3 separate regions of the Mus musculus genome follow, and regions 2 and 3 are each linked to region 1. Evidence: chromatin loops called from intact Hi-C (ENCODE). Cell type or tissue: left cerebral cortex. All regions are shown on one strand. Links, peaks and the distances in the headings refer to the core of each region. The heading gives the core; the rest is flanking DNA.

The links. A loop is a pair of places that touch in the nucleus more often than their neighbours do. Peaks named below come from ENCODE experiments on the same cell type or tissue, not always from the same donor. Only the 100,000 strongest peaks of a DNase experiment are listed, where the experiment ranks them.
Region 2: it touches region 1 in a loop (2.5-fold over the local background); 10 of 42 quality-filtered maps call a loop at or near these places.
Region 3: it touches region 1 in a loop (8-fold over the local background); 10 of 42 quality-filtered maps call a loop at or near these places.

The regions. Positions count from the first base shown.
Region 1 is chr7:81,932,654-81,943,101 of GRCm38, forward strand. It overlaps Hdgfl3 (HDGF like 3), which reads right to left and starts at 1,806. Exons shown (of 6, transcript NM_013886.4): 1 at 1,286-1,806. The coding sequence starts at 1,369. In left cerebral cortex, for the core only: a CTCF peak has its summit at 1,883; DNase peaks (open chromatin) are centred at 61, 727, 1,206, 1,806 and 1 more place; H3K4me3 peaks cover 2,532 bases; H3K27ac peaks cover 2,280 bases.
Region 2 is chr7:81,809,056-81,819,503 of GRCm38, forward strand. Btbd1 (BTB (POZ) domain containing 1) reads right to left here. Exons shown (of 8, transcript NM_146193.2): 2 at 9,140-9,296; 3 at 6,860-6,965. Among named protein-coding and RNA genes, the nearest start is that of Btbd1, 15 kb to the right of the region's middle. In left cerebral cortex, for the core only: no CTCF peak of the experiment used is centred there; no DNase peak of the experiment used is centred there.
Region 3 is chr7:81,823,174-81,833,621 of GRCm38, forward strand. It overlaps Btbd1 (BTB (POZ) domain containing 1), which reads right to left and starts at 6,258. Exons shown (of 8, transcript NM_146193.2): 1 at 5,800-6,258. The coding sequence starts at 6,218. In left cerebral cortex, for the core only: no CTCF peak of the experiment used is centred there; DNase peaks (open chromatin) are centred at 2,411, 2,706, 3,266, 4,777 and 4 more places; H3K4me3 peaks cover 3,173 bases; H3K27ac peaks cover 1,631 bases.

The DNA.
Region 1 (10,448 bases), core at 1-5,000:
AAGTGCAGGCAGTTAAAATGATTAGTTCCTAACAGTGCCTGACCCACTCTCCAGATCCCCTAAGTTCCTGGCCCAGTGTCCTTTCCATTTTAAAATCATGCCAAAACAAACGAGTTCAAAATGATTATGTCTATCCATTACCTCAACTACACTGATCTTCAGCCTGCCCCTCTTGATGTCACTTCCTTGTGTGAATGGGTGTACTTTCCCCTTGGTCTTGTTACCTTCACTTTATCACCACACAACACGAGTTCACGCTCCCAAGCTCCCAATTTCTGTCAGCTTCTCCCTTGACTATTTTTGTTCCTCAAGAATACCCAGCATTGTCTCCAAACTGCTTTAACTATCTTTTAACTGTATTCTTTTCAGTCAGTCAACCGCCAGCTATTAAATTTAAACAAATTGAAGGTGAAAGTGATTGTTTTTTTTTTTCAACATAAGGTGCGCACAGACGCGGTAGTGCTTCTTCCTCAGTAAGGATCGGAATAAAAATACTGAATGCTGTGTATTAAATGCAGATGCTTTCTAGAGAAAACCTAGCGACAGTCTTGCTGTTTAGGAAGAAGAGAGCTGTCGTGGGTTTGGTTCGAGGCCAAGAATAAGGTTCGGGAACCGACCTAAAACAAATATGGAGGTGAAAAGGCACAAGGAAGCTCCTTGAATTCACCAGCCAGTGACAGGCTATTTGGTGTCAGTTTCTAAGAACCAGGGCACCAGGGAGGCAATGGACAATGAGAGGGCAGGTGAGGCACAGGGGATCGCGCCCAGGAAACACTCAACAAGTCTGGAAGATGAAGGATGCTCTGAGATCGAAGATTGCTACCATGAGACTGCCGCTGGCCTCTGCACGACCATCCCCTTTCCCAGGACTGACCGTCACCGGCTCTCGCCGGCTGGGGGACAGCCTTTCGCTCTCCTACCTGCCTCGACGTTCGCCCGGATCAGGGCGTCTACTCAGGACCATGCTGGGAGCCAGCCGGCGCCTCCACCCCGGACCCGCTTCCCGGTCCCCGCCGGCTTCCATGAGGAAGGCGACGTCGGGCCTGTCCGGTCGAACCCGCCTTCGAACGTGGGCGTCAGGATGGCCGCCGAGCCGGCGAGGGCGCAGCCCGGAACCTTCGCCTCGGCCCGGAGCCCGGTGCGCAGCACAGCTCGCGGTTCAGCCCAGGCGGCGGCCAGGCGCGAGGCGGGCTCGAGCCGAGGTGATGGGGAAAGGGGGCGGGCGCGCCATCATGAAGGGAAAATGGTGGGCGGGCGGGCCCGCGCGCGCGGCCGCCGTACTCACCCGGGCGGGCCAGTGCGGGTAGCCCTTCATCTTGGCGAAGACCAGGTCTCCCGCTTTGTACTCGCGGGGCCGCGGACGCGCCATCCCGGTCGTTCTCCTGCTCGCCGGTCCTTGGCCGCCGCGAAGATGCTGGGAGGCCGCCCCTCCGCGGGACGACGGAACCGCGCCGCGCTCCCCGCGGGGCCTCGAGCCGAACGCTCGAGCGGCCGCTCCGACGAGGGAGAGCGGCGAGGCAGTGGCCGAGGCGAGCGGTGGGCGGGGGGCACCGCAGGCCCCGCAGATCCCCGCCCGGCTGCGGGGGATGGGAGCCCGCGTCCGGCCGCGCCGAGTCCCGACGCCGCCGCTACCGCCGCGCGCTGCTCACAGGAGCCGCGTCGCCAGCCTCATGCAGCCGCCGCCTCCCCGCCGAGCTTCTGGGTTCCGTGCGAGCTCCGGGCCTCGCGCCTCCTCCGAATTCCTCCTCGGGCAGCGACCGCAAACACGATCTTATTATTGTTCTCGCGCGCGCTCAGCATTCCCCCCCTCCACCCCTCGCCCGCCCCGCTTCCCTCCCCTCGCGCGCCGGCCGGTTAATTCCTAGGTGCACGGCCGGCTTTCTCGGAGAAACCGCGCGCGCCGCCTGGCTTGCTCCGCGGGCTGCTGGTGGGCGCGTCCTCCCGCAGCAGCGAAGCCGGTGCCCCGCGGGTGGGAGCGCCTACTCCAAAGACGCCCGCCGCCTGCTCTCTTTTGTTCTTGGCCGGGAGCTGCCTGGTGAAGCCCAGCCAATCACCACCCGGCCGCCCCTCTTTCCCCTCCTGCTCGCGCCCACCCCCTGCGGACTGCACCCCCTTTCTGACTGCCCCCTACCCGTGGGCCACTTCCTCGGGTGCTCTCTGGTGAGTTGGGGGAGAGGGGGGACAAAGGCTTCCCAGGCATGGGGGATAGCTGCGCAGGGGACTCGCTGCCTGGTCAGTAGGTACCTGGAAAGAACAAGGGCAAGGTTCTTGCCCCAGGTCTGCCTTAATGATGCAGTGTGACCCACCTAGGGCAAGCGACTTCACTGGAGTCAAGGCCAGTCCTCACCGACAGGATGGCACAGTCGGGCTTTGAACATGGATCTATATGGTTCAGTGCCCATAGCCTAAGTTATGCTTCTCTGTGTGGGGCCTTCATGGGCCAATAATTTTGGGGCAAAGGACTTACCCTGACAAGTCAAATCAGTTGTTTTCAATTCTGGTAACATACTGGAGAGCAGCTTCTAGAGATTTCTTTATACAGGTTAGTAAGTCTACGACAAACGTGTGCATTCACCATTGTTTTATTTGGATTTCAGCTGACTGCTTTCAAAAAGACATTTTGGGAGTGAGAATCTTTATAGCATTCTCCTTTGTGAGAGGTAAATAAAATAATTCACTCTTTTCTGCATCTGCTCGATGAATGGATGAATGCGCCCTGTGGAAGATCCCTGTGATCTTGCCTTCTTTAAAAGGTCCTCTGGTGCTGCACCTAGTTGGGAAGACAGCTCTCCTTTGTGAATTGCCCTCTTTGCCATTTCTCCCCTCTGTAGAAAGTGGGTTTTCCAAGCATCTGCCCCACTCACTTGTGCTTGAGAGCTGTGCTTACCGCAGCCTCTCCGTGATGGGTTTCCAGTGGCCGGCTGTAGAGTCTGGAGACATTCCGAGGAGCGTTTACTTTGTTCACAGTACTTGGCTGTTTCTTTTTTTGCATCTCTTAATTCTCCAGCACCCACCCCTCACCTTCCCTATAGGCTCACCTTGTCCTCTCTTGCGCTGCAAAATTAGTCTAGGTTTTTTCCCCCGGCTGTGATAGCCCGAGAACGAGCTTGTCACGTCTACAAGTCATATCACACACATCCTAGGTGCCATGTCAAAGCCGCATCTCTTGACAGGCCACCAGAGCCCTAACTGTCCAAAGCTGGAATGGCCGAGGCTGCCTGTGGGCTCTGGGCGGTCATGAGTAGGGGAGAGAATCAGTGTGGAAGCCATGCAAGGAAGTTAAGCTGGAAGTGATCATAATTGTGTTAAAGAGTACTCAGGTGGCCAGAAGAGAGGTTGATCTGAGGGTGCGGGGCTGGAGCGGGGTTTTCACTAAGAGAGAGAAGACGTGGTCTCAGCCATCTTGCTAACTCACAAGTGGCAAGTAGTAGGAAGAATGGTGACTAAAATATGGTTCCTTTGTTTCCAGATTAAGTAACGGGATCTTTAGCATCTGGAAAGGCCAGGCAGTCTGTGAAGAACAGGCAGGTTTGCAAGATAGGGCCTGGCCCTGAGTGAGTTTTTGATGTGTTGAGATTTCTGTAGGTCATATTTAGTGGGCTGTTGGTTAATGTAGAAATTTGAATGATGTCAGTATACGAGTGGCTATTGAAGCTCTGGCAGAGCCCGAGGTCTGTAGAATGAGAGAAGCGACAGACAGGTCACCAGAAGACACTTGGAGACAGGTCACCAGTGTAGTTCAACATAGAGGAGAACCGTCCTGGGAGCCAGAGAGTTAGAGCATCTCTAGATGAAAGGAAAGGTCTCAGTAGATGGCACAGAGAATGAGTGAGCTGTTAAGGAGACGGCCCATTCATTATGCTGACTGGGAAGTCCCTGGTGAGCTTGTTGGGAATGAAGAGTTGTGGAAAGAAACCAGAGCGGAGACTTGAGGTGCGTCAGAGGCACAACTGTGGAAGCAGGAAGTGCAGACGGCTCTCATTCTCACCAGCGGAGAGAAGTCCTCGAGGAGGCAGGGAGAGGGCTAAGGTTTAGTGTGGCTTCGTTATTTGTAGAAAGGGGAAAGAGCTAGCCAGACTGTCAGAGGGAGGCTAAAGGGGACCATTGACAGGACTTGGGTTATTCTGAGAAGGTGGACATTTCTCCCAACCTTCGTCTCTTGTTTCCAATTGAGCTTGGCCTTACTGCTCAGCGCATAGTATTGGCCCAACTCTTGTGCCCTAACCCAGCCAGACTTAGTAACACAGAAACAGGGAATCCCCATCTGTGTTGATTTGGATGATCATCAGGGCCACCGCACGCCTGGCTAAGAGCCTGTCTGTCTGTCTGCAGCCAGGTTGGATGCAGACCACTGTCCTGCTGAAGCTCTGACTGGTTTCTCCAAAGGACTGATGCTGTGGAAACTCCAGAACAATGCTCTATTCAACTATCTAGCAGATAATATGAAACCCTTTAGAGGTATCATTAGGACCATACAAAAAAACCTGATGTATTTATTTATTCTGTGTGGTCCCAGAAGTTGGTCTGTTTGTTACATTAGCACTTGAGAGGCAGAGGCAGGAGAGTCAAAACTTTAAAGCCAGCTCAGGTACAAAATGAGTGTGCATCCAATCTGGGTTATATGAGACCATATCTAAAAAAACAAAAACAAAAAATATTAATTTTATTTCTAAAACTTGGAGGGAAATCCATTTAAAAATGTAATACTATCTATATTCTTTGATTACTTTTAAATTTAGTATTCTTAAATCCCCTGGGCTAATAATTTCTCTGCCTCTGGCTCCATGATTTACTTTCGCAAATCTTTATTTCATTCATCTCCATCCATGTATTTGGAGCTGATCCTGCTTTTACCTTCTCCTTCATATCTTAAGCTAGCATCCAGTAAAGTTCCAGTAGTTCCTTCGCATCCTGCCCTTAAATTTGCCCATTCCAATCGCCAGAAATCTATTTCTTTGCCTGAAATTATGTGTGAAGTAGAATATATAGAGATAATTATATAAAATTATATAAATGTAATTATATATTACACATTTTATAATTATATAACATATATAATATTATGTGTCGCATATATAAATTGTATATATTACTATATATTTATGTATATATTTGTATATAAATATAATGACATATGTATATATAAATAAAATTTAGACAGTGCTGAGCACACAGTAACTGCTCTTTAATTGTTAACATGGACTGGAAAGGGAGTCTGGGAAAGCTGAGCCTAATCCAACACGCACAGTGCATCAGGCCATTTCCACTGATTTTGCTACTTGAAGCATCTCTTAAATGTCTGCCACTCATCCCCAGGTCTTATCCTCCTTCAGAAATAATTGGCTTGTCCACACTGACATCTTGAAAGTCATAGCAAACTGCCTGAGAGAACCCCCTCATCAAGTGTGAATTGGAAGCAGTGTTAAATGGACGGAAGGCCCTGAAAAGCCTACGTGGGCTAGGATGGGGAGAGGTTAGGGGCTGGCAGTATTAGCATCTGAGCATTGGAGTAGGGGTGGGTAACATAAGAAACCACACTGAGGCGACCAAGCAGATAAGCAGAGGATGCTCTCATAATAATCTAGGACATAGTAAAAGCCTCTGAAGACGCTGCATGGACTGCCCGAGATTGTTGCAGGTCTTGGAAACTCTGAGACACAGCTTAAAACCAAGGTCATTTCCACTCTTACTCCTTCACCGTCCTGTTCCAGACTGAAGAAGAAAGTGGATAAGTTTAATAAATTAGTTGCTACTTGGGAAGGAGAGATTCAGGATGTAGAATACATTAAACACTCAAAGACTCTGCAAAATTGCCTATCATTTTTGCTAGCATTGTTCTAATGTTAATATGCATGGTTATGAAGAAAGCATTGGATCAATATTAGCATCCATTCCTTCATCTTTTCAGTGAATAGTTGTTGAATGCTGGTGTGTACCAGTCATATTCTAGAGACCTAGGACCACAGAGAGCAAAGAGTGATGGTGCCAGATGCAAAGCCACGAAAGTAGTGGTACAGGAGTCTGCGGGCAGAGGCTGAGATTCTGGGTATCACAAGGGGATGTGGAGTGAAGGGTGTAGAGGAAATGATGTTTTGATCGTTCCAGGATCAGACATCCAGAGGCATAGTGCTTTCACTTTTATTCTCTTAGAGTCCCAACACCATGTCAAGAATTAGGAAAATTTTGATGCTGTGGAAAGGGCATATGGAGAGAGATGGTGGCCTAGTTAGCTTTCACTGTCAACTTGACACAGCCTAGCCAGTCACCTGAGAAAGGAGTCTGAATTGATGGACTGCAAGATCAGACTGGCCTGTGGGCATGTGTGTGTCTGTGGGGGGTTGTCTTGATTATGATGTGGTGGTGGGAAGCACATTATTGGTGGCAGCATTTCCGGGGCCGATGGCTCTGGGACATGTAAGAGAGCTATGTAAGCATGAGACTGCCATTAAGCCTGCAAGCAGCATTTCTCCATGGGCTCTGCTTCAAATTCTTGCTTGAGTTCTTGCCGTGACCTTAGTGATGGACAGTGACCTGAAAGTGTAAGCCCAAGAAATGTTGCTTTTAGTCATAGTGTTCTATCACAGCAGTAGAAAGGAAAGCAGAATAGATAGATGATGGGTAAGATACCGAAAAGACAAAGTGATAGAAAGTGAGGAGAAAGAAGCCTGAAGAAGCCATCTCTGTCTCCACATTTGAGTTGCCAGCCATGTGGGTAAAGCCATATTGGTTCCTTGTATAAACAGGAGTTAGCTTTTCAGTGGCTTTTTCAGCTGCCTTTGAGAGTCCTCTGTTATAGCAGCCTAAAAATACTTAGTAACAAACACATGGATTAAAAAGTATTTTGTATGCCAATCATGATGACAGCTTAATCTTATCATAAGATCATTGGGACACATAGGCAAGATGTGTCTACACAAAAAAGATGTGCAAAGCCTCATTATCTTCAGAGATACAGCACAAGACAAAGTGCTGATTTATCAGCAGAAATAAGTAGCAGCCTAAAATTCTAAATCAAGTTAGCTTTCAAATAAAGGAGAAATAAAGACTGTAGAAATAGAAATCCAGAGAACTCATCAACATCAAATTTATACTAAATGAAATACTAATGAGAGACAGTCAGGCAAAACCAAAGTGGTCCTAAATTGAAGCAGGAAGATGCAGAAGAAACAGACAATTGAGAGAACAAATATCGCAGTAAATCAAAATAAAAATGGAGTGCTTTGATTAGGCAGTGATTGCTTACTTGAGCTATATATGGTGAATTAAGAATTCATAAAAAGGTGGCAGTGGAGATGATTCAGAGGTTAAGAGAGCTAGCTGCTTTCAGAGAGAACCTGAGTTTGATTCCCAGCATTCACAGGACAGCTCACAACCATCTGCCACTTCAGTACCAGGGGATCTGACACCCTCTTCTGGCCTCTATGGGTACCAGGAAAACATGTGGACACAGACATATCCAGACAACACCCCCATGCATATGAATCAACTTAGCTATAAATATTTTTGAAGAATTCCTAAGGAGGACTGAGAGGATGCCTCAGTGAATAATGGGCTTGTTGAACAAGCATGTGGAACAGAGTTTGGATCCCTAGACCCATGGAAAGGCTGGGTACATTTGGTGTCTTGTCTGTAGTTACAATGCCTCTAAGGTATGTTTGCAGGGTAGCGATGGATCCCCTGAGAGACCCATCCTTGATGAATGTTGCAGTGGAAGCAAGGAATACTCTCACCATCAGCCTTGGGCAACCACATGCATGCACATACACTTTCATGTGCACCCACACACAGAATACACACACGGGGAACTCATGAGGATTATGAAAATGTATATATTCAATCCAAAACATGGAGTGGGGAGGGCTGGAGAAGTGAGTCAGCAGTTAAGATCACTTGTTGCTCTTACAGAGGAGCTAGGTTCATTTCCCAGAATCCACAGGCAGCTCACAATCTTCTGTAACTCCAATCCCAGGGGATCCAACACCCTCTTCTGGTCTCAGCACTCACTGTACACACATGTGGTATGGACATACATGCAGGCAAACCACCGATAAACATAAAATACAAATAAAGGTTGACATTTTTAAAAAAATCACAGTAGCCCATAGTTTTTTATGCAGGGATTAAAACTTTAAATGAGGCTGAAGGGTCTACTCAGGAGTTAAGAGTGGCTAGTGCTCATGAAGAGGACATGAGCCTGTAACTTAAACTCCAGATAATCTGATGTCTCTGGTCTCCATGGTTACCTGCACTCAGGTAAGCACACAGACACACACAGACACATACAGACAAACAAACAAACACATACACACACACACACACAATTTAAAAATCTTAAAAAACACAGGATTGTAATGAATGGAATAAAGAGGTCTACATTCTTAATATATAAAGAATTAACAAAGGCAATAAAATACTAAATTTTAACAAAGATACATGTGACTTTTAGGATAACTACCAGTGTAATAATAATTAAATGCTCAGATTAATAAAAAGAACCCATGCTCCTAAATGGGGAAAAGTGAGAAAAATATCATAGAATATGAAATAATTACACAGAACCTATAAGTTCATGTACATCAATGACCACACCATAGATAAAGTGACAAATTTTCCAATTAAAAGATTGCCAAACTGAATTTAAAAGGCAACTTTATACCACTCACAAGAGATTTCTCCCACTCTTCTTCTTTGACAAAGTTTTACTTGTCTTCCAGGTTGACCTTGAACTCACTATAGTTACCCTGCCTTCCAAGTGTTGGGATTGTAGATATAAGCCATTACTCCCAAGGCAGAGAGATAGCTTGAATACAGACATTGAAAGGTAAGATGATGGATAGGCAAAGGCACTTGCCAATTCAAGTACAAGTGGCTCAAACAAAATATCAAACAAAATAGACTGTAAGGCACAAAACATTACTATAAATTGGTAGTGCATAACCAGGAGTGATGGCCACCAAGTGTCTACCACCATCGACATTTGACAATACCTAAAGATAGTTTTGATCTTCGCTGTTTGGGCTGAGGATACTACTGCCATGTAGTTTACTGAGGAAAAGGGTGCTATTAGACACTCATTATCCTGCCTCTATATCAATATGCTTATTGGAGAAATGCTGCTACAAAGAGATAGTATACAAAAACAAGGGGATCAATAAGTGAAATCCTTAGTTTGTATAGATTAAAACGTATCTCAAAATATATAAAGGAATATGACAGCAAAAGAAATAGATGAGTTTACAGTCATAGTTGGAGATTTCTATATAATTCCCTTCGGAACTGATAGAATATATAGATTTTTAAAAAAAAAAAATCTGTGAGAAAGGTTATATAGTTCAATCGTAGAGCACTTGCTTAGCCCCGGATTCCATCACTAGCACTGCAAAAACATTAGTAAGGCCATAGATAAGTAACGAGTAGAGCTGTGAAGATGGCTCAGTGGCTAAAGCCCTTGTGCAAGAATAAATTGGTGAGTTCAGATCTTCAGAACACAAACCCAGATGCAGTAGCTTGCTCCTGTAATCCCAGCGTTAGATGGGAGGTTGAGATCTGAGAATCCTGGGAAGCCAGCTAGTCAGTGTAGCACACACATAGATGAATACTGAGAGACCCTTTCTTAAAGTAGAAAGTTCTTACACGCGTTCTCGCGACCGGCCAGGAAGAACACAACAAACCGGAATCTTCTGCGGCAAAGCTTTATTGCTTACATCTTCAGGAGCCAGAGAGCAAGAGAGCAAGAGCTCTATTGCTTACATCTTTAGGAGCCAGAGCGCAAGAGCGCTAGAGTGCAAGAGAGCGCGAGCGCTTTATTGCTTACATCTTTAGGAGCCAGAGCGCAAGAGAGCAGGAGCTCTATTGCTTACATCTTTAGGAGCCAGAGCACAAGAGTGCAAGAGCCAGAGCAAGAGAGCAAGAGAGAGAATGGCGAAACCCCGTCCCTTTTTAAGGAGAATTATCCTCCACCTAGGACGTGTCACTCCTTGATTGGCTGCAGCCCATCGGCCGAGTTGTCGTCACGGGGAAGGCAGAGCACATGGGGTGGAAAACTACCCTTGGCACATGCGCAGATTATTTGTTTACCACTTAGAACACAGGATGTCAGCGCCATCTTGTAACGGCGAATGTGAGGGCGGCTCCCCACAGAAAGTGAGGCTCTACACCTGAGGTTGTCCGCTGAGCCCCATCAATGGCATATGTTTACCTAGACTCACACCATACATCAACACACATACACAGCCCCACAAATAATAAATGTAACTTTATTAATATAGTTAAGACACAATGCCAAATATGCATATGGAACATTTGTCAAAATTGACCATATGCAGAATAGTATGGTAATTTCCAGTATCTTGCAATTTTAGCTTTTTAAAATTAGATATGCTATATAGTCTCTGATCCTAGAGCTATGCATCAATAACCAAAATATTAGGAAATTCCTAGGAACTTGG
Region 2 (10,448 bases), core at 3,206-8,205, 120 kb before region 1:
TGCCTGGCCTTAGCATAACTTGTTATGTCATATTTTGTTGATGTCCCTGGGAAGCCTGCTCTTCTGAGGGGAGATGATGGGAAGGTCAAACTGAGAAAAGGGGAGGTGGGGGCAGAGACTGAAAGGAGGGAAGGGAGGGGGAAATATATAAGAAATAAACAGGAATTTAAAAAAAAAAGGAAGGAAGAAAAGAAAAAAGGAATTCTGCAAAGAAACTAAGTAGAAATGCTGGAAATTAGTTAACTAAATAAAAACCATTATGGAAACCATCTTTAGAAGACAAGAAAATATCAAGTGGAAGCAATAATAAATCCTGATATACAGAAAGAAAAAAGTGAGTATAAGCAAAGCTTCCAAGAACTCTAGGATATATTCAACAGGATGCAAGCAAGCCAGCGGCATGACACAACATAAAAGCAGACTTACAACACAAGTCACGTCGTTATCCCAACACACACAGAAAATGTATCTGGCAAAGTTCAAAAGCCCTTTGTGATAAAAGTCCTGAAGAAAACAGAAGAAATGTTCTTCAACATAATAAAGGTGACCTATGACAAGCCGATAGCTAGCATTATACCAAGTTGGAAAAAACTAGGAGCTATTTCCTATACACTCTGGATGAAACAAGGGTGCCGACTATCCCCACTCTTATTCAATATAGGGCTCAAAGTCTATAGAAAAACAAAGAGGAATCTAAGTACAAAAAGAAGTTTAAATTATTCCTGTTCTCAGAGAAGGACATAATCCTGTACTTAAAAGGTCCTCAAGACTCCATCAGAAAATTCTCAGGATGAAAAACTTTCCACAAATTAGATGGTTAGATTACCACATTTTAAAAAAACAAAAACAAAAACAAAACCAAAAACCAGTAGCTTTTCTTTTAAACTGTATGTGTGCCACATGTACCACAGTACATGAGTGGGAAAGATGGTGACTTGAGGATGTCTGCTCCATCCTTCCACATACGGGTTCCAGTCTTGCTGACTTTACTAAAGTCATCTCACGGGCCCATTAGTAGCTTCTCTGTACATGAATAATGAACATGTCAAGATAGAAATGAGAAAAGATATCTCACTCACAAAACTGTTTAAAAAAGAATAAATGAAAACTTAAAAAAAAAAACCTAAAGGAAAAAAAGACACAAGAAAATGTTATTTCTATGATCGAAGATAGGCAGAATTGATAGTATAAAAACATGACTGGAAATAATCTACATATTCAGTACAATCTCCATCAAAACATTCCTCACAGAACTAGCACAACTCTAAAACGCTGATGGAAGCACCAAAGTCCTCATATTAGCCACAGTGATGCTGAGTAGTCATGCTGGAGGACCACATCAGAGGCAGCATGGCACAGACCAGACACGCAGACCAACTGAACAGAATAAAGAAGGTGTGATATATACACACACTACAATTCTAGTTACCCGTAGAAAAGTCGTATTTGCAGGAAAATAGATGGGACTGGAAATCACCTTAAATGAAACAAACTGGACTCAGAATGTCCAATATAGCATACTCTATTACGTGAGCCTAAATTTTCTGGGCATGCATGTATATAACTGGAAATGGGACCATGGAATGGCAACAACAGACCTTAGTGGGAAGGAGGAAAGAGAAGGTAATGGAATGGATGTGCCATGGAAGCAGAAGAGGGCTTGTTGGGGGGGAAGAACAGAGAGCAGCAAGAGGAGTGAGGAGATGGGTTTTAGTGGGATGGGAATAAGGAGGCACTACTATAATAACATCCAGTACTTTGTATTAGCCAACTCATAAAAATTATTGACTTTATCTTTAAAATACTAAAGACACTAAAGGAATTAAATATATATACACACACATATATGACACTGTCAAAAATAAAAGGTATTCTAAAAAAACTATATATGGTAAGCATAACTCATCACTTAGAACTCCTGCTATAGTCATGTCATTTATTAAGCATGTTTAGATAGCCAGAAGATTAATATTAAGCAACATATAGGGGATGGAGAGATGGCTCAGAGGTTAAAAGCACTGACTGCTGTTCCGAAGGTCCTGAGTTCAAATCCCAGCAACCATATGGTGGCTCACAACCATCTGTAATGAGATCTGATGCCCCTTATGGGGTGTCTGAAGGCAGCTACAGTGTACTCATATAAATAATAAATACATACATACATAATATTTTTTAAAAGCAACATATAGGCATCAAAGTTACTCACAAAAACTAATGATGATTACAGATACAATCCATTCAGCAAATATTTATTCTGAAGCATACACTGTTGTAGGTACTCTATGCAGAGATAGATCACTGAACAAAAGTGAAGTCCTTGCCATCACAGAATTTACTTTCTGGCTTAATTAACAAGTGTGGGATGACTGTTGTAAAATAGCAAGGGAGGAGTCAGAAGTTCTGATTTAGATTGGAGCATCTACAGAAGTCTCAAGTTTCCAAGGCTTGCTGCACTACCTTTTAAATTTAATTAAAAGCACTCTATATTTATACATAGCAGAAATCAACTAAAGCATTACACGTGAGTAATAAATCATTCAGAAATAAATAAAAAATGATTAAAAAAACACATTCTGCAATCTATACATTCACATTATAAATCAAATATTTGCTTATCAATGGAGGGTAACATTGATATTAGTCCTTAGAACAAAGTAGGGGTTCAATAATATGTTAAAAATTGGTTAAGTAAAAATTTCTTTAAAAAGTTATATCTACTTATTATTTCTTGTGTGTATGTTATTATAACCTGTACAAGTGGTAACATGGGACTCACAGGACAAACGGTGGGAGCACCTGAGTCCTGGGCTAGCACCGGCCAACAGCCCACCTTTCCTCATCCCAGCATCCCCAGGATTTGTTTTTTAACAAATCAAACTTTTTAAATTTTCATTTTTGTTGAGCAAATTAGTTCAAACTAAGGCTCTATGTAGCTTTTCACAATTCAATTAGGTGAAGATTAACATACTTTATTATTTTTTTGGATTAAATATACACAACAAGGGGCTGGAGAGATGGCTCAGAGGTTATGAGCACTGGCTGCTCTTCCGGAGGATCTGGGTTCAATTTCCAGCAACCACGTGGTAACTAACATGTAACTCTAGTTCCAGAGGATCTGACACCCTCATGCAGACATATATGCAAGCAAAACACCAATGCATATAAAATAAAATTAGATAAATTTAAAAAATACACAGTGAGCATAGCATAGTGGCTAACTCCTATAAACCCAGCCTCCAAAGGCTGAAGCAGGAGAATCACCACAAGTTCAAGGCTAGCCTGGACTACAGAGACCCTGTCTCAAAAAATGAACAAACAGCCGGGCGTGGTGGCACACACCTTTAATCCTAGCACTCAGGAAGCAGAAGCAGGAGGATTTCTGAGTTCGAGGCCAGCCTGGTCTACAAAGTGAGTTCCAGGACAGCCAGGGCTATACAGAGAAACCCTGTCTCGAAAAACCAAAACAAACAAACAAACAAAACCAACAACAACAACAAAAACCCCAAACAATATTTAATCTCTTCAATGGAAAACAGACCTCTTGTCTAATTCAGTAATAACTTTGAGTTTAAAATAAACTTAAATTATGGAGTATGATACACACCACATCATTCTCTTGTCACAGTGCGAATTTTTTTTTTTTTAATTTTGAGTGCATGCACACATCATAGTGCACAGGTGGGAGCCAGAGGAAAACTTCCGGGAGTTGGTTCTCTGCTTCTACTATGTGGGTCCTGGGGCTCCACCTCCAGACATCAGGCTTAACCTCAAGCACCTTTACCTGCTGAGCTATCTTGCTGGCCCAAATTCATTTTGTCATATCCGTGTTAAAATGATTCTTTCTCCTGAAGTAAAAGGTAAAACATCTCTTTTCCTCTAGAACATGTGCTCACACCCTAGAGAAGGAAAAAACATCCCTGTCCTCTTAGTCACTACACGTTCTCTTGAATTCCCAGGGTCAGTAAGTGCATGTCAGGCAAATTGGCCTACAGTGTGGAAATAGGTGAAGAAACAAATAGGTCCTATGACAGGATTCTATTGGCAGATGTGTTAAAAAAAATTATAGCTGAGCCTAAGATGATAAAAACACAAGTTATGGGTCATAACATAATACAACACCGGATGTTAAACAAATCAGCAAATCTACTCAGCTAAGCACCCACACTTTAAGATTCCCAGGCTCTTAGATTTCATCCCAGGGATAAAAAATATAAAAGCTATTTATAAACCAGTTGCCACATGTAAAGCACTCAGAAGCAGGTAGTGTGATTTCACGATTAGATGAGAAACAATGGAGCATTTGACAGCTTAACAAGAAACAATTAAGATTAAACAATGCTTCATTAACAGCTCAACACTGCACTAGCCCTTGCCCTTCAGTAAAACACAAGGTGTACACTCTTCCCAGGCACTGAGCACAGACAGGCGAGCTGACAATCAACTGTCAGATTAGCTACAGAAGCAGCACACGCCATGTCTGGAAAGGGTAAGGGGTCAGTGCTTACACAACTCACTGCAGTGGTCTAAGCTGAGCTAACTTGTATTTTAAAAGGACCATCCTGGCTTCCTGACTGAAAACTAAACACATTCAAAGAAACAGCATTTTATCACAGCTGGTCAGGGTATTAACTCAACGTGTACTATGTTCTACTGTCCTCTGTGCTACAAATACAGTGGTAACCAAGACAAAGGCCCTGCCTTCATGGAGCATACAGTCTAGGAGAGGAAAGCAGACAACCAACACTTAAGGAAAGATAAACACCTAGTTAAGACTCGCAAATAGCAATAAATATGAGGAAAATAAAGCAGAGTAAAGGAACAGGAATTTTATTTAGTTATTTAATTAAGTAGGTCTGAGATCATCTATCTCAAGTCTCAGTTAACCTGTGAGCTGAGTAATTAAAAACAGGCAGCCATATAAAGATCCAAAGGAAAAGGAGTCCAGTCCGAATGAGCAACAAACACAAAGGCTTGAAAGGTAGTGACTCCTGTCGAGTGTAAATGAACAAGGATGGATGAGAGGCAAGAGACCAGCCAGCTGTGCTACGTTTGCGCTGTTAATTACAGTTATCGTCCCTCTCGTCTTAGGCAGTAACTAGTCTGTACATCCTACCTTGCCGTCAAGTCAGTTGGATCATGTGACTGAATTCTGGACAATGAAACAAGGGGGCTATTTCTTTTAGACCCAAGTGTTTTGTAACATGGATATTTTCCCTCCCATCTGCTAGCAAGATACAGGCAGTAATCAGGCTACCTGCTGAGGACCATTACATGAACACAAAATAACCTTGTTTTGTGTTTGAGCCAGACAGCACTTTGGAGTTTGTTACTATAGCCAAGCCTAGTCTCTGCCTTACACAGGGTCTGGTCTTCTAGGATTTATGAAAAGTTTGAATTGTATTATTCCTGCAGTGGAAACATAAGTAATACAATCTGATATTTTCAGTTATGAACATCATTCTAAGGCATCCCACTGAGAAAGAATGCTGGCTTATATGGTAGCAGCAGATAAGAAATGGTCATTTGTAGGATTTGTTCATAAGTGAGGTAATGGGTACCTACTGGTGAGACTGCATGTGGGGTAATAAAAAAGAATAATCAAAGACTAAGTTCTGGGGTTTAAGCTTGAGCAATCAGGTCTAAAAATAAATATATTTTAAAACATTTCCCGTTGTAAATGAGAGGAATACAAAGATTTCTGAGCATCAGACTTCTTGGTGAAGACTAAAAACAGCTAGAAAGGAACTGAGGAAGTCTAACACAGGGAAAGAAATTAACATTTCTCTTTTGACTGTTTTGTATGGAATACCTTTTTTTAAAAATGAAGCAGGCAACCGGTATAAGAGTTTCAATCCCAAAAGAGAGGGACTGATGACACCTAACTCCAATTCACCATAAAAAAATAAAGCTATGGAAACTCGCTTTCTCCTCCTGCAAAACAAATCCTAAGCCTGTCGACTTCCTGGTCCTCTATCGTCTGGAGGCATCAGCCAGCTCTTCTCTGCCACATACTTCCTGTGATTCCGCTGTCTCTGATGCCTAATGCTGTTGTTTTAACTACTGAGGGATCTTGCTTCTTGTGGTGCTGGGATTGGAAACAGGGTCTCCTGCATGTCAGGCAAGCAATCTATGACTAAGCGGTATCCCCAGTCCAAGTGCTAGCCATTCCATAAGGCTCTTATCAGAACCTCTCTAGTCATAATTTTCCTAACACAACACCAATTTAAGGTAATGTCTCTAATTTTTTGTAGTTATCAAGTAATTATTTTCCACAGATATGATACCTTCTTAGAATGGCTAAAGTTACCGTTATATGCTAGCTTATCTACTAACATGCTAAATCCTAATGTTCACGTATTTTGTTCCTTGGCACCTCTGCAGTTATTTAACAATACGATCACATTTTACTCTTCTTCTTCTTTTTTTAAAGATTTATTTATTTATTATATATAAGTACACTGTAGCTGTCTTCAGACTTTTTCTTCTCACCAGAAGAAGGCATCAGATCTCATTACGGATGGTTGTGAGCCATCATGTGGTTGCTGGGATTTGAACTCACGACCTTCGGAAGAGCAGTTAGCGCTCTTAACCACTGAGCCATCTCTCCAGCCCCATTTTACTCTTTTTATTTGCTCTAGGACAATCCCATGAAGATGGTGAACAATCTTAGTTATTTGGTACTTTTTGGGACACACCCAGGTAGTGAAGATTCTCAAGAGTACTGTCACTAAGATGAAAGAAAGTACACCTCCTTAAGGACGGAGACCTTCAAATGTCGGGAGGAAACACCAATTGACACAGTTTTCCAACAAGATAGTGCTGTCTCCAAATGAAAACATTCTGACCAGTAGGAACTCACCTATGTCAATATCAGTAAACCCCTCCGCACTGATTGCATCCACTGTGCTCTTGTCTATGGTGTCCAGACAAAGACTAGCCAGCTGGGGCTCATCGAACAACCGCGCCTACACAAACAGACAAATAGTCATCTTACTTTCAGGCACTTCCTCAGACTGTGTACAAAGTTGATACTGTATACAGCTACAATTGCTATTTATGCAAAATACTGAGAATGAGAAATGGAAGGCTAAAGAATACTAATGTGTCACAATATCAACGGTCTTGTTATTTTTACTTTCATATGCGTATACATTACAGCCTAATTTTTATGTATTACTTAGTCTGATCCTTAAACTCTCAGATTAGGTAAAGGACATCAAACAGTTCGGTGGTGTATACATACTTGTCTAAGATCTAGTTAGATATGCTGCTGTCTAGTACTTAAAACTTCAATCTTACCATCACTGCTAACTAGTACACCAACTGTCAAGAATAAAGAGATCCTAAGTTTTTTTTTTTTTAAAACATTTCCTGTAGTGATGGGAGCTGTGTAAGAATTTTAGAGGTCCAGGCACCCAACTAATTAACTACATCAGGAATGACACCCATAACCTGACATGACTGATGGGTCTTCACTTAATTTTGAGTAAAATTCTCTTCTTAAAGATTTATTTAGGGCTGGAGAGATGGCTCAGCAGTTAAGAGCACTGACTGCTCTTCTGTAGGTCCTGAGTTCAAATCTCAGCAACCATCATGGTGGCTCCCAACCACCGTAATGAGATCTCACCTGTATTTACATATAATAAATAAATAAATGACTAAATCTTTTAAAAAAGATTTATTTTTATGAGTGCTTTACATGCATTATGTATGTGTACTGTATATATGTGTATTGTCTGTGTGCCTGGCACCCGTAAAAAACAAAGAGAGCATTGGATCCCTTGAACTGGAGTTGCAGAAGATCAAAGACACTATCTAGGTGCTAGAAACTGACTACGCTGTTCCTCTATGAGAACAGCAAATGCGCTTTAACTGCCGAGCCATCTCTTTAGCCACAGTAAAATTAATTTTAAAGGATTCAGTAATTAAGTTTGTGTATGTGTGTGCACATATGTACAGTACATGTGAGCATGTGTGTATGGGTATATGCCCAATTATGTGCACACAGAGGCCAGAGGAGGATGCCCAGTGCTTTCCTCTATCACTGTTCACTATATTTTTTTTGAAATAGGGTCTTTAGAGACCTGAACCTCAACAGCTGAGGGAGGCTGACTGGCTATTACCTGTCCCTGTCCATCAATGCTGATGTGACACTTTCACGTGAATTTTAAGAGATTTGAATATATATATCCTCTTGATTTTATTACAAGCACTTCACTGAGTCATTTCTCCAACCCAGATTCAGCAATTCACATGCAACTGAACAAATGTTCTCCTTGGATTTACACATTGGACTTGTTTATATTAATTTGCTTTGCCAATCTAATTTTAGCTTTAAATAATAAAAAACTATTAATTACTTTATGTAATTTGAACACACACAGACATCATATCTATCTCCAGATTACATATCTAAAAATTACTTATTGTATCTGTTCATTCGTTCCCGCCATACAAACCTCTCTTTTGCAGGGAGAGCAAATCTATTTATGGGGGGTGAGGTGAGCCAGCAAAGTAAGCTGCATATGTTATGGACTTTTAAATTTCCTACCAACGAGGACAGTCTCACATAACTTTAATCATTTGGTAAATACAAAATTAATATAACATTTATTAGTTTGCTGGCTGATTTCAGCTCTGTAACTTTGACTTGGTCCTATTTTTGTAACATTTTTACTTCTAGTATGGGATTCCAGTCAATAACCAGAATTCATTCATCCTTAAAGAAATTTAGTACATTATTTATTTATTTATTTGGTTGGTTGGTTGGTTTTTCGAGACAGGGTTTCTCTGTGTAGCCCTGGCTGTCCTGGACCTCAGAGATTCGGTGTCTCTGCCTCCCAAGTGCTGGAATTAAAGGCGTGCACCACCACTGCCCAGCAATTTAGTGCATTTTTATAAAGTGAAAATCTATCAAACTAATTTTTGTTTTGTTTTTTTAAGACAGGGTTTCTCTGTGTAGTCCCGGCTGTCCTGGAACTCATTATGTAGATATGGCTAGCCTCAATCTCATAGAAATTTGCCTGCCTCTGCCTTCCAAGTGCTGGGTCTAAAAGTGTGTGCCACCCCTGCCCAGCTTAGGTTCAATTTTTTTTTTAGGTTCAATTTTTAAGCTACTATTTTACCTACATTTACTTACCTGAGTAAGCAACATAAAGGCATTATCTGCCCTAAGATGTTTGGTGAGAAATTCTACGCAATGTGCTTCCAAGGCAGGGACTGCATATTTCTTAGCAGTATAAAGAGTGGTCATAACGGTTTCTGGACCAATTTGAACTTCGTCTGAATACAAAAATCTAAAAAGCAATTGGAAAATTCAAATAGACAATCGGCATTGTTTTAGACAAGCAAGCCATCAGAATTAAACTTTAATGAGCAAACAAACAAAAGAAAAAGAAAAACAACCCCCTGAACTTTGCATCGGGTAAGCAGCACCTGCACAGACTCTGATTCCTACTCCCCAGAGTACACAGTATTCCCATTCCCACTAGGGTGGCAGTGCTCAGGAGACAGGCATACAAACACATGTCCCTAAATCAAGCCTTGGGCTCCTTGTAGCACTCCACAGCTGCTTACAAGAACAGTGGATCACTAATGTCTCCCTCATCAAAGGACATTCACTTGAGTAAATCTACAGCTGACTAAGGTCACATCTCCAAATGTTAAAAGATTCATTTATTTCTTGGTTTCAGAATCTTGTTTAAAACCTTTTGTAGCCATTCCAGAATTAGCACAATGACCACGGATTAGAGTGCTTTAGAGGTAAAATAATTTAATAATCCACTTGACCTGTATCCACAGGTTGCATATCAGTGGACTCAACCAAATGTCTATCAATCAGTGAGAGAAAAAAAATAAAGAAATTGTGTGGGTTTGAACCAGTGCTATCATTTATTTAGTGTGTGGTTTTAAGCATAGTATCATGGTGTGACTCTCTAGAGATGAAAATAACAGTATTTGTAATGTTGCAGTGAGAATGAACACAAGTTAAAACATAAAGCATTTTTAGTAGAGCCCAACAAAAATTAACCTGGGTATATGTTAGCTGCTCACTAATATATGATCTACTTTTCTTTAATTAAAAAAAGTTTACTTTTGTATTTTGGAATATTTCTTTCTCTGTGGCTTTGTTTGATTGATTGGTTGGTTGGTTGGTTTTCAAGACAGGTTTTCTCTGTGTAGCCCTGGCTGTCCTGGAACTCACTTTGTAGACCAGGTGGGATTAAAGGAGTGCACCAACTGGCAGAATATTTCTTTCCCTTTGCTTATAGCCTTACTTTTCTCCCCAGCAATCACATTTAAATTTCTAAAAACTCCCACCTTGTTCTTGATTATTCCTTTTTCTTCCCTTCACAACTATGTCTTAGTTTTAGAGATACAAACCCTTTTCTCCTTTCCAAGATGCATAGCAGAAACCTGAAGTCTTCTTTTCCCTCAAGTCCATGCTT
Region 3 (10,448 bases), core at 2,008-7,007, 110 kb before region 1:
GTTGTTTGCTTTTGAGACAAGGTTTCTCTGTGTTGTCGTAGCAGTCTCGTGCCTCGATGTGTACATCAGGCTGGCCTTGAACTCAGAAATTTGCGTATCTCTGCTATCTAAGTGCTAGGATTAAAGGCAAGCACTACCACTACCACCTGGCTGGTATTCTTATTTCTAATAAGAAAACTTACTAAAAATCTAGGAATCATCTTGTTCATATTTCATTTACATATGTTCTCTGAAATAATTTAATCAGTAGGATTTCTTTTTATTCAAAGATCTATTTACTTATAAAATATTACGTATACGAGGCTGAGTGAGTTTTTGTACCACTTGCAAGCAAAAGCTTGCAAAGGCCGCAAGAGTCCTAGACTCCCTGGCATTGGAGTTATAGGTAGCTGTGATCTGTTCTGTGGGTGCTGGGAACCAAATCTTGTTGCCGATAAGAGCAGTAAGTACTCTTAATCACTGAACCCCCAATTATCTCTAGTCTCTTAATCTCTAAATCTCTTAATCTTAAGAAAAACTAAGAAAAATACAACTAAAACGTAAACATGACATTACCACAATTCTTTGCACTTGAATTTTAACTATCAGTCTGCGTACATGATATCACAGTATGTATGTAGGTAAACTCCACTGTGAAACTGGCTTTGCCCTTTCACCTGTGTGTGCTCAGCTCAGATTGCCAGGCTTGCACAGCAGGCACAGAGCATAGGCACAGCTCTTTGTATTCTCAACAGACAACTGAAGTTCCCAGACATAACCTTTAAGGACAGGGACATAAAGCACAGAGAAATGATTGTATGTCAAAGTATATCTGTTTCCTTATCTCCATCCCAAAACAAAGATGGTCTCCAGCAAGATAAGAGCTAAGGCTATATTTAATACAATTTAAGAAATTTTTAAGATAGGGTCTTCTGTAGCTGTTTCACGCTTTGACTTTCTTTCTGATCCTCCAGCCTCCACCTCCCAAATACTGGGACGTGTGCCTCCACATCTGGCTAATTAAAAGAATGTTATGCATATGTGTTCTTGTGTGGGTGCATGTATGTGGTGGGTGGGTGTAGAGGTCAACCTCTGCAATAACATCCATGTCCGCTGAAGGCAGAGTCTCAGTAGCTTGGAACTCACTAATTACATCAGACAGGCCAGGGAGGCCAGGGTTCCTCCTCAACTAGCCTTCCCAGCACTGGAACTCCAAGTACATGCCTGCCACATCTGCCATTTTGATACAGGCTCTGGGAACCAAATTCAGGCCTCAGATTCCTCCAGCCCTGAAATTAAACTATTTTTGAAAGGATAGAGTGAAAAATTTGACCTCGAATTAGAAAAAAAGGTTGTATGGGGGGGGGGGTGCGAAACAGGGGGCTGGGGATCATATCTAAAGAACTTTTTTTTAACCAATGATCCATTTTATTCAAAAACATTTTTGAGGGACTGTGTATATCATTAGGCACTGTAATAGATAACAGAGCTACAGAAAGAGTAAGATTTGTTCCATAGTAAGTTTATATGAATGCTTAAAAAGTAATGCCGTAAGAACAGAAGTTTCGACCGACACTAAGACACACAGTCACTTAGGAAGCCCACACTAAGTCATGCCTTCTAATATTAATGCTGCTATATAGATCTTTGCTGGCTTACACGATTCCCATTCACCATTAATCAGCAAAATGCAGCATCAAAAACATATCAGTTTAGCCTACACTTTAAGAACACCTGGAGGGCTGGAGAGATGGCTCAGCTGTTAAAGGCTAGGCTCACAACCAAAAATATAACAACACCTGGAAGCTCCTATGTTTGTTCAAGAAATCAAGCTCGCTGAAAAGACCTCAAACCACTGAAAACCATGCAGAATCTGAGCCAAACCTCCCTATGACCGACCACAGCCCTGGGTGTTATCTGAAATCCAGTCTTGGAACCTTAGAGATATGCCAAACAACTGGGTGATCCCATCAACCCACACAGCTCTAAAGACAATGAAATGACTGTTTAAAACCACCAGATGTTGGAATGGTTTGTTCTAGGGTAACATGTAACCAAAACACGCTGAGAGATTAAATGAGCTAGGGTACAAATTTGCCTGAAGGGTAAAGGAACAGTGATTTAATCAAAAAGTAAAGCCCAAAATTACTACCTTAAGTATAGTAATTACTGTCTTTTAGATAGAGGCTATACAGTTACAAGAGGCCTTGGAAGGCAGGCATTAAAATAAGGAAAATGTCACTAGTAGTTAGGTGGGACATTGAATAGATAAAGGGGCAAGGTGGTACCACAATGGCCTTTAACAGCTGTAAAGCATTAAACTTCCCCCAACAGACAAGTTCCCAAGTGACTAGGAGAGGGACTGTAGAGCTGGAGTGAGAGCCAAGTCCAAAGACAGCAGGAGCTGGAGCTTGGCCAAGGAAACGAACGTGGAATTCTCCAGTGTGGTCGGAAACTGAGACATCAGCCCCAAAGAGGGGCACCCAAAGGACAACCTGAAATCAAGGCCAGAACAGAAGCCCCTCCCTGCCCTCAAGGAATCCTGAGTGAGAGTGCATGCATTAGTGTGATTAGTGATATCCAGGGATATCAACAGCTTACACCTGTTATCATACCATCAGGAATTCACTTTACCCAACCCTCAGTACCATTTAACAGCTAACCATGTTCTATAGCTGTCAAAGTTTTCCACTCTCATTTCCCAAATTCTCTCTTTGACTTGCCTCTCAGGATGCCCGGCTGCCTTCCTTTCTCATCTCTCTGACAGCCGCCTAGTTTGCTTATCGCTCCCTTTCCCTTCCTCCAGCTCTATGCAGGCCCTTGCAGGTCTCAGGCACCCTGTACCTTTCACAGTCCACTACTTTCCCACGTTAACGCTGTTCTAACTTCCTGCAGCTCCTTGGCATCTCCTATCTAAATAGAGCACAACAAAACCTCTTAATGTATATGTTACTTGGAGGTTCCAGTTCCTCCAGCAACAGGCAGGTGAGGATTGTAAATGCGAATAGGGTCTCATCACTCCACTGAAAACCCTGTTTTCTCTCAAGCCTTCTTCCTCAGTCCCCCAAATCCCTGCCCGGCCTATCTCTTTAATCACTATCACCCATCGCTTTCTTTTTATCTACTCAAACCTCGATAGTTTACTCTTGTAGTTTCTCTGGCAGAAGAGATTAAGGCCTAAAACACGCCCCCACCCCCTTAAAAAGTTTTCTCTGGTATTATTTCCTTCCAAACCCTGTCAGCCTGGACAGTGTCCACTGCCGACTCCTACACTGAGAAATAAGCTACGCAGGGAGACACAGTGTACGTCAAATGAACTAGAACACCATTTGTAAGTGAGAGGGCTTTAAGTAAGCAGATTATTAAAGTGTAAAACCTAAGTTCAGAAGCCTCGACGTAATGGTAGTTAATTTAGGTTGTAAAAACAGTAAAAATCTGCCTCAGCCACCTCACTTTTCCAGTTTAGCAAGCTCCACCATTGTTGTCACACAATGTTTTAAAGATAATCAATGCCTAAGTAAAAATTAGTCTAGACATGCAGTTCAGAATAGAAAAATGACCAGGACCTGACTATCAGGAAAATAATTTACTTAGAGAGCAAGAAATCAAATGGCACTGTATATTTCAAGGGCTCTAAGTTAACTTACTTCCTATTAAAACTGATTAGCACATTCAATGAAAATACAAATAAAAAACAAAAGTATGAAATAGCCCCCTCCATAATTCTATTCTAGCCCTATCAATAAAAAGTGCCTAGTAGTTTAGCTCTATGGTTCTCAAGGTTAGCTAGTGTAAACTTCACTTAGAAAAAGTATTAAAATGCTTTAAGGTTTTACCTCCAAAAATGATACCAAAAGGAGACATCTACTAATTTATTGTCCCAGTGGATGGTACAGGTGGAAAAAAAAAAAAACATTTTGTTGTATTTTTTCCTGCATGTGTGTGGAGGCAGGTACACAGCAGCTCACATATGAGGTCAGAGGACAACTTGTAGGACTAAGTTCTCCCCTTTTACTACAGGGCCACAGGTACCTAAGGCCTTCTTCCTCTAGGCTTGCAACAGGAGCCTGTACCCACTACGCCACCACCTCTCTGGCCTATCATTTTAAGGAAGGCTTCTAAACTACGTAATTTGCTAAGCAAGCTATATCCAGTCTTCCTGCTCAACTTCAAAATCCAAATGACTCAAATACTAGCAGGTAGGCTGCACACCTATCCCCATAAATACAAATTCAATGCTAGAAAATCTGAGGACAAAGAGAGAAAAGGGTACTATCGGCTTTTCAGTTCAACACACCTTGGCATACTGGTCTCTCCTTCTATCCTATCTCCAGGTATATAACATTTGCTCCACTCTTTTTCAGTTGTTACCATGGTGCATGAAATTCAAAATGCTAACTTGAACCCTGCCCATAATATTATCTGATTTTCATAAACTTCACAGTGACTGCATTATATTCCATCAAGTGGACCTATGATTGTTACTGATTTATTTATTTCCTTGGCTCAACTTCTTTCTACATTCTCGTGAAGAATGCTGTAGACACCTTTTTCAATAATTTAATGTTTTCTAAGTGTAGAAAAAGTCTAAGGCATCCAACTATTTTTCAAAGGCTTTTTTTTACGATAATCTTTCTCGGAAAGTGTTCCTTCAGTCATCTTTTAAATTTTTTGGTGGGTCAGCACTCAGGGGGGGTAATAAGTTCGCTGAGTTCGAAGCCAGCTTGGAATACATATCGAGCCCCAAATCGGCCAAGTCTAAATAATGAGCCCAGGTCCAAGAAAATAAAAGCCAAACCCATATCTCCGCCCCCAAAAGGTGGGGCTCATGAAAAGGAGAAAGCACTTTACTGTTTTAATTTGCATTTCCTCATTTACTAATGAGGTCACACATTCCTTGGTTGTATTTTTTTCTTTTCTATTACATCTTGTCCTTTATCCATTTATTGATGGGAACTTAACATATATTTCTTGTGTGAACTTTATATTTCCCTCCATAAGCATCTTCTTGAGGAAGCTATGAGCCTCTGTGGACTCTTGTGCTCCACTGACTTGCCTGTTTACGTCAGAATTACTCAAAATCTGCTGTCTTAAAAACAACACTATACTCAAGCAGCCAACACCATCTTCGGTCCTCCGGGAGCTGGCTCGATTACCTTGGACAAGTCACTTTTCTGGGCCTCGGTCCCATTTGTAAAACTGGGGTAAAACAACAAGATATGCCTCCCTAACAGTTAGGACTGCTGTGATTAACAACGCCACAATGCCACTACCTTCCACTAAGTAGCAAACTAATCAGCTATCAATCAATCTCCTATCCTCAGATCATCGGAGAGCAAACTCGAACACTACTAGCGTGTTTTAGAATACAAAAACCGTCACCTTGACTGCAGAAACTTGAAGCAGGCCAGCCTGATACCTGCTATGGCTATTATCTTCCAGAGTCCTGACAGCAAACCGTGGAGACCCTGACAACCCCAGTCCTCTAAGACCCTTCATCCACCCGGGTCCTTAAACAAAAACGAATCCTGCAAGTGGGTAATCGGGACAGCCTATCTCGTCTTCTAGTCTGCCCACTCGATTATGAAGCCCGGGCGACAGACAATTCCGCTACTGGAATGTGACAGCACCCTTCAACGGCAAAGCGCCCGCCACCGCCGGGAATGGCGACACTGACCGACCTTCCCAAGCATCGCCTGCCTGCCGGGGAGGACCCGAGGGAGGCCGACTCGCCCAGCCCAAGGTCACTCGGGAGTCGACGCAGGCCGGGCTGGGTGCCGCCACCCTCCAGGCCGCCGGCTCCGCGCGCCCGCCGCTCACCTCAGCAGCGCCAGGAAGGCGGCGGGCTCCACGTCCGGCAGCTCGATCTCGGCCGACGTCGTGGCCATGCCGCCGTTGAACATGGCGTCGAAGACCGCGCTGCCGGCCGCCAGCACGAAGCGGTGGGCGGGGATGCGCTGCGGGCCCCCGGCGGCCGCCGCGCCTCGGCCCTTGCCCAGCACGAAACGCACATCGCTCAGCAGCTCCGAGTTGAAGAGGAAGGCGAAGCGCTCCTTGAGCGACGCCTTGGTGGCCTGCCAGTTGTACAGCGGCTCGCGCTGCAGGGGCAGCAGCGGCCCGAGAGCGGACGGCGAGGGAGCCGGTGGCGGCGGCGGAGGCGGCGGCGGGGCCGGAGGGCCGGGCTCCGCCTCAGCTCCGGTCGCCGGCTCCCCGGCCGCGGCTGACCCGAGCGAGGCCATCCTCCTGCTGCGCGGCTCCGCTCAAGCTGCGAGCACCCGGCGCGCCGCCGCCATGGTCGAGCCGCCCCGAGGCCGGCACCGCCCCCCTGCCTTCCGGGAAAGGCGCTTCCGGCCGCGCGCGCCCGCCCTCCCGCGGGGCCGCGTTGCTGAGGCGGGAGGCGCGCGGCCGCGAGAGGGTTGAGGGGCGTGCGGGCGCGCCGCGCTGATTCCTCAGGCCGCCTCCCGCTCCTCCCTTCAGGCTCGCCTCGCTCCCACCCGCGTCACCCTGCGAGGACGCCGCCTCAGCCCGCTTGGTGGATGAGCTGGACGTGGAAGGACCTCGAGGGCACGGCAAGGGAGTCTGTAGAGGAGAGACAGACACCCTGCTATTCTAAAGGCGGGATGGTGGCCCTGTCACAGCCCGGATGGCTGCATCACCCTTGGAAACCCCAGGCGGAGCTGAGAGGCTAGGAAGTCCACTGATCCCTCTCCCCGTCCGCAGTCTCTTTCTTACCCCTTCTGACTGTCGAGGCTCCACTCCGCCCTGTGAGAGAGTTCCTCTGCCATTTCCATGTCTAAGATTGAGGGCCTTCTTGCTCAACTCTCCTAGGCCTTGCTTTTGGTTCCAGTGCAGAAAAGCACTGGAACCACACCACCTTATGAGCCCTAGGATTTGAGTTGAGATTGGCTCATGCCTGTAATCCCAGTAAAATGGAAGGTTGAGGCAGGAACATGGCTGCAACTGGGAACCCAGCCTGGGTAGCAAATGAAGACCCACACACACACGCACGCACACACACACACACACACACACACACACACACACACACACACGTCTTAACTCCTTTCCCCTCAAAAACAAATGGGAAGGGTGCTGCCAGCTACATATCTTTGGGGGCAGTGTTCCTGTGTGGTTGTCATTATGTGGGAGCCTTTCTTGAACCCTGCAGCAATAAATAGATCCTAAGATAAGGCACTTGTTATAGGCAGAAGGAAAAGACCCAGAAAATGATTCTTTACGACACGAGAATAACTGGGGGGGGAGGGGGGGAACCTTCCGGCTTACAGATGTCAAGCAATCTAAGAGTCCTACGCTCCGAGTTTATAGTGGAATTGGACAAGAAATTTAAGCTGATTCTTTGAAAACAAAAGCAAGATACCAGAACCTTTCCCCTACCCCCATATTTTAATCTCTATTTTTAGGAATATTAAAAAACTCCGAAAAAGCTCTACTATTAATTTTGAAATATATACAATTCAATTCTCTGTTATGGGACTTTAGAAATAGAGTTGCAGTTGCCACCAAGCCTGATGACCCGAGTTTAATCCCAAGCACCTACAAGGTAGAGGGAGAGAACTAACTCCTGCAAGTTATCCTTTGACCTCTTGATGTCTAGTGTGACATCCCATAAAAATGGAATGTAATTTTAAAACATGGCTGGGTGTGATGATGCATACCTTTGAACCTGTGTCACAGGGGTTCACTTAGCTCTGTGAATTCCAGACCAGCCAGGGAGACCCTGTTCCAAAAATACTAAGTAAATAAAAATACCCTACAGGGCCAGAGAGATGGCTCAGCAGGTAAAGGTACTTTCTGCTAAGACTAAAGAACTGAATTTCATCCTGAGAGAGACCGATTGGCTGTCCTCTGCACTCCACAAGCACTGTGGTACTCCAGGATATGTATAGATCTACAGATACACAAAAATGAGTAATTAAAAAAAAATAAACTACAAAAAGAGCAGGGCACAGTGGCCCATGCCTTTAATCCCAGAATTAGGGAGGCGGAGGCAGGCAGCTTTCTGTGAGTTCCGGACCAACCTGGTCTACAAAGCAAGTTCCTACTCAGCCTGGGCTACAGAGTGAGACCTTGTCTCAAAACCAACCAACCAACCAACAACAGCAAAAATTCCAAAACTAGCTTCTGTCAGGTCCAAAGCTCCACTTCCTCCAAAATGGCAATGCTAGTGACATTGTCCTAAACAAGGATTTTGGGTAAACAGAGGATTGTTTATCTGTAAACAAGCCTAAAGGTTTCTATTTACTAGAAAAGCAGATCTCTTAAAGTGGTTGCTATTCACCAAGAATCTCCCTTAATCTTCCAGGAATCTGCTGGGTGGTAGTGTCTCAAGCTCACATACACACTTAGGCTTTAATTCTAGCAGGGAGGCAGAGGCAGGTTGATCTCTAAGTTCTAGGCCAGCCTTATCTACAGAGCCAGTTCCAAGACAGCCAGTGCAATACAGAGAAACCTTCTCCTAAAAAAAAAAAAAAAAAATTAAAAATCCTCCAGAAACCTTTCTTAATCTTCCCCCAAAGGTCAACTACCTCAGGCAAGGGCACCTAGTTTGAGATCAACCCAAACAACCTCTATCAGCTCAGATTCCCCACCCCTATGATGGTCACATAAAATCTACTGCTTTTCCACCATTTGCTCTTCTCTCTGCCCTAAATCCCCCTTGGTAGTTTTTCTGAGTCACTGTTTATATCTCCATTACTATGTTTTAACTGTAATTGTAAATGAAAATCTTTAAAACAATGAGTTCTTGTTACAGAAATACATAGACTTATGGGTTTAGCAATAATGTTATGGATAGCACATCAGAGATGTGACCACTCAGATACAGTTTATAGCCAATTCCTGATTCCAGTTGTTTAGGACCACACCCAGGCATTAGAGGACCTAGCTGTGGCCCTGAGTAGCCAGAACACAGGATTTTTGATGTTTTGAAGACAAAACCACTTACTGACATTTTGATAGGCCGCAGAGGAGTGGGGGGCTTTGGGTAAGCAAACCATTGTACAGAAATGAAGATAAGCAGTTAGCTGGAGGGGTTTCTGCACAAACAGGCAGGTTAACAGAAACTAAGGTAAGTTATCCAGGACATTTTGACCTTTGTTTCCAGAATAGAGTTGGTAATTTTCTATGGGATTCTTCATCAAGGAGATCAAATTCTAGCTAAAACTGAACTGGCCTCAGTAAGAATACAAGATGGAAGAGCCTTTGCACTGTCTTCTGTCACAATGTAGCAACCCACTTCTGGCTCATTCTCCCACCCACAACCGTACAGATATGAAAAATATATAAAAGAACTCTTGTGAGGGCATTGCTGAAGGAAAGATTATTCTGATACTTTAATAAAACACCATGGAATACTTTCATTAAGATTGATACAATGGGGCATTATAACAGAAGAAAAATTAGATTCAGCTGTGAATTCAGCAAAGCTAGCTAGGAATTTGTAGCCTAAGCAAAAGAGTAGACACATGGAAACTTTTAAGAGTATACATGAAGGCTAAGAGTTGGATGTTTGCTAAGACTGAGCTGGGCAGACCAAAAACAGGACAGGGGCCTTAGCTGACGCCTATTTGACGAGAGGGTACGGAAGAACCTTCCCAAAATGCCAAGAATTCGCAAGATCAAGTATCAGCACTATACAGTAATGGATATAGAGATCTTGAAACTTGAGGGGACAGAATCTTTCAGAGAAATGGACATCTGGTCAGTTTTTACTCTTGAGAGCATTTTCTGATTTATTTCCCAAGCAGAGAGAATTAAGGAAATACTTTATAAAGCTACAAACATTTATGGGAAAAGTCTTGGTAAGGGGATGGACAGAGAACTCAAAATCAGGCAGATCATTCCAAGAAAGGAAAGCTACCAATATTCATGATGACTATAGGTGCAAAAATCCTCATCAACAAAAACCCTAACCAATCATATTTATCAACATGGTCAAAAGTATATTGCTAGGAATGGAGAGATGGCTCAGTAGATAGATGTTCTTCCTGCTCCTCTGAAGGACCAGAGTTTGATTCTCAGCACCTGTGTAAGGTGGCTCACAACCTGTAACTCCAGCTCCAAGGGATGCATACCCCCTTCTAGCCTCTTTGGAGACCTACACACATGTGGCATGTACACACAAGCGCACACACACACAAATAATATTTTTTAAAAATCAAGTATTATCAAGAGGAATTTATTTTAGAAAGGCAAAGTTTATAAAGCTATTAGTATAATACATCATCATATAAGTAGACTAGGAGAAAAAATATATAAGTTATTTAGATAAAACATCTAACAAAACATATATGTATGTACACATACACGCGTGCGCATGCACAGGCATTCATACGTATGCATGCATTTTGAGACATACTCATAAAGCCCAGGCTGGACTTGAACTTGCTGTGTAGTGGAGGGTGACCTTGAACTTCTGATTTCCTAGTGCACAACTACACACTCACCCC